2 separate regions of the Homo sapiens genome follow, and region 1 is linked to region 2. Evidence: chromatin contacts called from ENCODE Hi-C or POLR2A ChIA-PET data. All regions are on one chromosome and are shown on one strand. The core of a region is the stretch at or near the end of the contact, and the rest is flanking DNA. Distances in the headings are between cores, read along the strand shown. Region 1 overlaps HPCAL1 (hippocalcin like 1). Region 2 holds the start of TAF1B (TATA-box binding protein associated factor, RNA polymerase I subunit B).

Evidence for each region. Hi-C counts contacts between places; a loop is a spot of excess contacts on that map. ChIA-PET counts read pairs that join two places held with the same protein, here RNA polymerase II (POLR2A). Pooled maps may share reads with other maps.
Region 1: a loop to region 2 is called in a map with no recorded cell type, with 16 times the contacts of the local background. The contact joins the enhancer-like site here to the promoter of TAF1B in region 2. A Hi-C loop is called at or near these places in 1 of 37 single-sample maps with no recorded cell type and 4 of 50 pooled maps. POLR2A ChIA-PET finds 5 or more read pairs at or near these places in 4 of 52 experiments (B cell, GM12878, OCI-LY7 and 1 more).

The regions. Positions count from the first base shown.
Region 1 is chr2:10,376,957-10,379,656 of GRCh38, forward strand. All of the region lies in intron 1 of HPCAL1 (hippocalcin like 1), which reads left to right. Among named protein-coding and RNA genes, the nearest start is that of SNORA80B, 69 kb to the right of the region's middle. Within about 2 kb of position 1,400, at least 5 of the 41 ENCODE cell types and tissues checked have a DNase peak (open chromatin) inside an H3K27ac peak, as active enhancers do; they include B cell and OCI-LY7, where a contact is called at or near this core.
Region 2 is chr2:9,842,221-9,845,033 of GRCh38, forward strand. It overlaps TAF1B (TATA-box binding protein associated factor, RNA polymerase I subunit B), which reads left to right and starts at 1,254. Exons shown (of 15, transcript NM_005680.3): 1 at 1,254-1,339. The coding sequence starts at 1,322. RefSeq lists a silencer at 1,535-1,614.

The sequences.
Region 1 (2,700 bases), core at 150-2,649, 530 kb after region 2:
TACATACCGTATTGTATTGTGTGTAGTACAATACATACCGTATTGTATTGTGTGTAGTACAATACATGTATGTAATACAATACATACTGTATTGTATTAATCAGATATGTTGTCCTGTGTTATTAAAATCATCCCTTGTGGCCCAAATTTGAAGGCAGTACTCTGTTCCTGGGTGTGCACCGTTAACTTCTTTAATGAACATCCTGCTGTTCAATAGTGAGGCTGCATCCTTCTAGAAAGCGCTGTTGAGAGGTGTGAGGAGGCTGCCACGCAGGCCGCGCCGCCCCGAATGGCAGGTGGAAGGCGGCTGAGTGGAGCCGCAGCAAATGCAACCCTGCCCCCGAGCCAGGCCCCAGGCTGCACCTTTCCACTGCTTCACACCAGCAGTGCTTTACCTGGAAAGGTGTCTGAACAGTGCTTGCAAAGGTAACTGGCATTCTGCCGGCTGCTCAACTCTGTGGACACCAGTACAGTCAACAACTCTCACTCGCCGCGGGCACCTGCTGTGCCCACCTGCTGCCATCTGAGTGTCACGACCACACCCCCATCCCTGTCCTTTCACGCACTGTCTGCCCGCACACACTCTTCCACCCTCTGTCGGCAGGGCCCCTGCCACCTCTGAAGCCCCCTGCCAGCTCTCGGCAGCCCCCTCCTCCCCCTGGCTCCCGTGTCCTGCCCACCTCCCCACACTGGCACCTCCTGAGCAGCCCTGGCTGAGCATGCACTCTGAGGGCAGACCCTGGCCGGGCACCAAGATACAAAAGGTTATGAGGGTGTTCTCTTGAGGAACTGAGTCCAGTGTGAACAGTGAACACAGAAACATAAAGGGACACCAGAATCCCCATCCCCATCCCCAGGGTGGTGAGCCACCGAGGGGGGCCAGGCACGGGGGAGGGTATTCAAGGGCGGCAAGCCACCAAGGGGACGGGGCAGGCACAGGGAGGGCATTTCAGAGAGTGCAAGGAGGCGGCGAAGATGCTGGTTGAGGGCACGGGTGAGGCGGGGAGGCGTTTCGACTTTGGACTGAAGGCCTTAATTGACCAAGGCGGTAATTTCCAGTCCTGTGACCTCACGACAGGCTGGACATTGGAGGATGGGATGACACTGGCTCTTCTGGGGTAACTTGTCTGGGTTTAAGGTTCTTGATGGGGTTTAGGACATGGCGGGACCCTAAGGATGGTGCCAGCATCTGAATTCTCTGCCGTCTTGCAGAGTCAGGATTCTGCAGCTACTTGCCCAAGAAAAAGTAGAGAAAGGTGGTTTCATGTTTTTTTTTTTTTTTTTTTTTTTTTACTGCTTTGAAGGGAGGTGTGGGACTCGTTTGCACACACAGTTAATATTTCCAAGGCTTGTGCAGGGCCAGACAGATTTGGTTGCAGCTGTTAGTTTTACTTCCTGTCCCGATAAAGGAGGGTGCTTGCCTCAGCTCTCACCTGCTGCCATAACAAAGCTCCATGGACCGGGCCGCCTAAATGCAGACACATACTCAGCTCTGGAGGCGGGAGGTCTAGATCAGGGCGTCCGCATTGTCAGGTTCTGGGGAGGGCTCTTCCTGCTTTGCAGGTGGCTTTTTTCTCTGTGTCCTCCTGTGGAATGAGAGCAAACTATAGTCTCTTCCTCTTCTTACAAGGACACTAATACCATCATGGGGGCCTCACTCTCCTGACCTCACCGCAACCTAATTACTTTCCAAAGGCCCCACCCCCTACCACCATCGCCCTCGGGGTTAGGGCGCCTGGGTACACATTTGAGGAGAGGGCACAGCCGTTCAGTCCATGACCACATTGCATGTTCCAGGGAGGAACTGGAGAGAGGCTGCTGTTTGCTGGGCACCTGAGCTGGTTATAGATGTTAAATCCTCACGGTAGAAAATGTGGAAAATACAGAAACAATTATAATGCATAATCCTACAATTCAGAGATCATCACAGCAGACATATGGGTCCATTTCTTCTGGTCAGTATTCATTTACAGCGAGGCGGACAGACTCATGCTGTAATTGAGTCATGCTATGTATTTGTTTCAGGTCCCGCTTTTTCTTTCCACTTAAGACAATATCATTCATTTCCTGTATCATTAAAAATATTTGCGGTCGGGTGCGGTCGCTCCTACCTGTAATCCCAGCACTTTGTGAGGCCAAGACGGGCAGATCACTTGAGGTCAGGAGTTCGAGACCAGCCTGGCCAACATGGTGAAACCCCCATCTCTACTAAAAATATAAAAATTTGTCCACCTGGGCCAGTGCGTGATTCCGAAGACTACATTTGAAGTCCAGCCTTGCAGCTTTCCAAAAACCCGTGCCTCCCTCTTTCTGCTTGTAAATGTCCCTCACAACTGGTTTCCCAGAAAAATTGTGAGGATGAGCGAGGTGTTGCTTGTGGAAGTTACTTTGGAGGGAAAGTGTTTGTGACACCCCATGGGTGTGGCCCATGGGGCTCCTGAGGGTGGATGGATGTGGGAGTGGACAGGCCTGGCTCCTTTTCTTGGTGGGCTGGGCTGGGCTATGAGCAGGAGCTATGGCCGTGGCTGACCCTTCTGCAATGGGAGCTGAGCAGTGGTACAGTTAGATAGCTGCGCAGATGGTCCGATGGCCCGGCCTCCAAGGCCTTGAGTGATGGGATGACCATGACCACTGGATGTCTCTCAATAGGCTTTGCCTTAACCATGCCAGCAGTTCCCCCATCTGCTTTATCAGCCCTGG
Region 2 (2,813 bases), core at 4-2,503:
ACTGAGCTGAGATTGAACCATTGTACTCCAGCCTATAGAGATGAGGACTCAATATGTTGGGCAGGCTGGTCTCCAACTCCCGCCCTCCAGCAATCTGCCCGCCTTCGCCTCCCACAGTGATGGGATTACAGGCACCAGCCACCACAGCAAGCCTTTGTGGAGCCTATCGAAGCTTGCTTTCTCTTTTATTAATTTCTCTTTTTTAAACATTTCCTTCATCCCATTATTTTTCAGTTTAATCTTTTTTCTAACTTCTTGGGATGTACGATTATATCAAAAATCCTCTTCTCAATGAGATCTCTCTTGAACATCACATTTCAGACTGAAATCACCTTGTTGTTCCCATTCTCCTCTCCTCTTTATTTTTCTCCTTGGAACTCACCACCACTTAACATACCACATATTTTCCTTATTTATTTTTGTCTCTCCCCATCAGAATACAATCTCCATGAAGGCAAGGACTTTTGTTTACTTTGTTCACTGCTGAATCCCCAGGACACAAACCAGTTCCTGTTTAATAAATAAAACAAGGAATGAATGTGTTAGATGAAGAAACAATAAGAGCTAAATTTATTGAGCACTTACTGAGACTCAATTATATTCACTCATGCATTTATTTATTCAGTTATTTACTTATGCAGAGAAGGGGTCTCGCTTTGTTGCCCCGGCTGGTCTCCAACTCCTGGCCTCAAGCAATCCTCCCGACTCAGCCTCCCCAGGATTACAGGCGTGAACCAGCACGCCCGGTGGAGACTCAATTATAAGGGGCTCACAGATAACATCTAATTCTTACAGAGGAGTAAACTGAGGCACAAGTAAGCAGGAGAGCCGTGATTAGAAACCTAGGTCTAACTCACAGCCCGTGAGCTTTCCTCCAAGCCCCGAGGCTTCCCCTTAAAAAAGCCAGCAAGGGGCGAGACTCGGAGGGCAGAACCCACGGAGGGCGGAACCCACAGAGGACAGAGCCCGCGCTCGCGAGCACGGCCTTGTCCGACCCCCCGTGCCGCCGGAGGAGCAAGTCTGTCTTGGAATGAATGATCGTCGGAACGGAGCTTGATCAAACCACTCAGCAGTAGGCGTCGCCCACTTTCTTATTGGTTGGTTTTGGTTCTCAAGAGTAGGAAAGTTAGGTAGTCCGCGAGGGGTCTGCGAGCTTTGCGGAGCCTCGCCCCCGAGCGCGCGGTTTCCCTGCCGCGCAGGCGCACGGAATCCTAGGCGCGGATCTCGCGTTTCCGGCCGGAAGCTTCTCCAGCCTTTCCCGGAAGCTGCGCTCGCTACCCGGGTAACGGGTCCCGGCTGTGGAAGCTCCCGCGGCGCCGCGATGGACCTCGAGGAGGCGGTAAGGAGGCGGTGCACCTGGCGGGCCACGATCGCCGGGGCCGGAGGAGAGAGAAGCTGAGGAGGAGCGGCGGAGGACGCCGCGGGTTGGGGCGGCGACGCCACCGGCTGGAGGAAGGCGGGGCGGAGGGCTGCAGGGCGGGCTAAGGACTGGGGCTGGCCGGCCGCATGCGCGCGCGGCTTTGGTAAAGAGGCTGGAGTTTCTGGCTCGGCGAGGTTGTGGGGGAGGGAGGGTGTGGTGTTTGTCGTTATGGGTGTGTTTAAGGATGAAGCTGTGGGTTTTGTGGGGTGGCCACCCACAGGGCTCATCCTCGAGACTGGACCACCCACAAGTTCCCTTTAATGCTGGGGTGGGTGAGGGAGGGGCAGGGGTTGGAACCTGAGATGCCGCCGGGTAACCCCTGTCGGTCTCTCCGGGAATCCTTGCCACTGTCTCCAGCAGGGATTCTAAATTCGGGTTTGGGAACTCCCCAAATTGTCCAGCTATCATTCATCGTAGTGTTAGTACGGGGTCACTGAACACTTTACCAAGTTGCCAAAATTGATTTGGCATGCATTTTGTTTTGTTTTAGGTACTACGTAAAATGGCACATTTTTGTTTTTTATTTTTGAGACAAGATCTCACTTCTTCCCCCAGGCTGGAGTACAGTGGCACGATCACGGCTCACTGCAGCCTCGAATCCTGGGCTCGAGAGATCCTTCCGCCTCAGCCTTCCAATGAGCTAGGGCTACAGACATGCACCACCAAGCCCGGCTAATTTTTTTTTTTTTAATTTTTTGTAGGGGCAGGGGTCTCGCTATGTTGTCCAGACTGGTATTGAACTCCTGGGCTCAGGCGATCTTCCTGCCTCAGCCTCGCAAAGTGCTGGGATTATAGGGGTGATCCCCCGCCCTCGGCCAAATGGCACACGCTTTGATGGTATTAAATGATACTCGATAATTAGATCAATGCTAACAACAAGTCAAACTCCAAAGAGTTGGGGATCAGAGAATTAGGCCTGTATATACAGGAGCAGTACGGTCTTATAGTAGAGGCTTAAAAAATGTTTACTGATGATGGTTGGCTAACTTCTGTAAATGCTAGGCTGATGAAATGAATAATTGTAACTCACCATTAGCTAGCGTATACCCAGACTAGGGATCATGTCTGGTCTGTTTTGCTCACCATTGAATCCCCAGCACCTAGTAAAAAGCCTGGTACACACATAGTTGATACCCCTTATGCTGCCGAGTGAATAAATCGAAACTTGAAACCATTACAAATCTAGTTCCTCTGTGGTATGCGCTTTTAGTGTCCTGGAGGAGTTCCAAATTGTATTTGCATTTTTTAAAAGTCTTCTCTATACTTGTTTGTCATCTTCTCACAGTATTTTCAAGGAGCTTTGTTTACTCATCTTTGGTTCCAGTTTACCCCTACTACCTCCTTTTCTTTTTTTTTCCTGTCACACTGCATATTTCAATAAATTTTCTCCAGT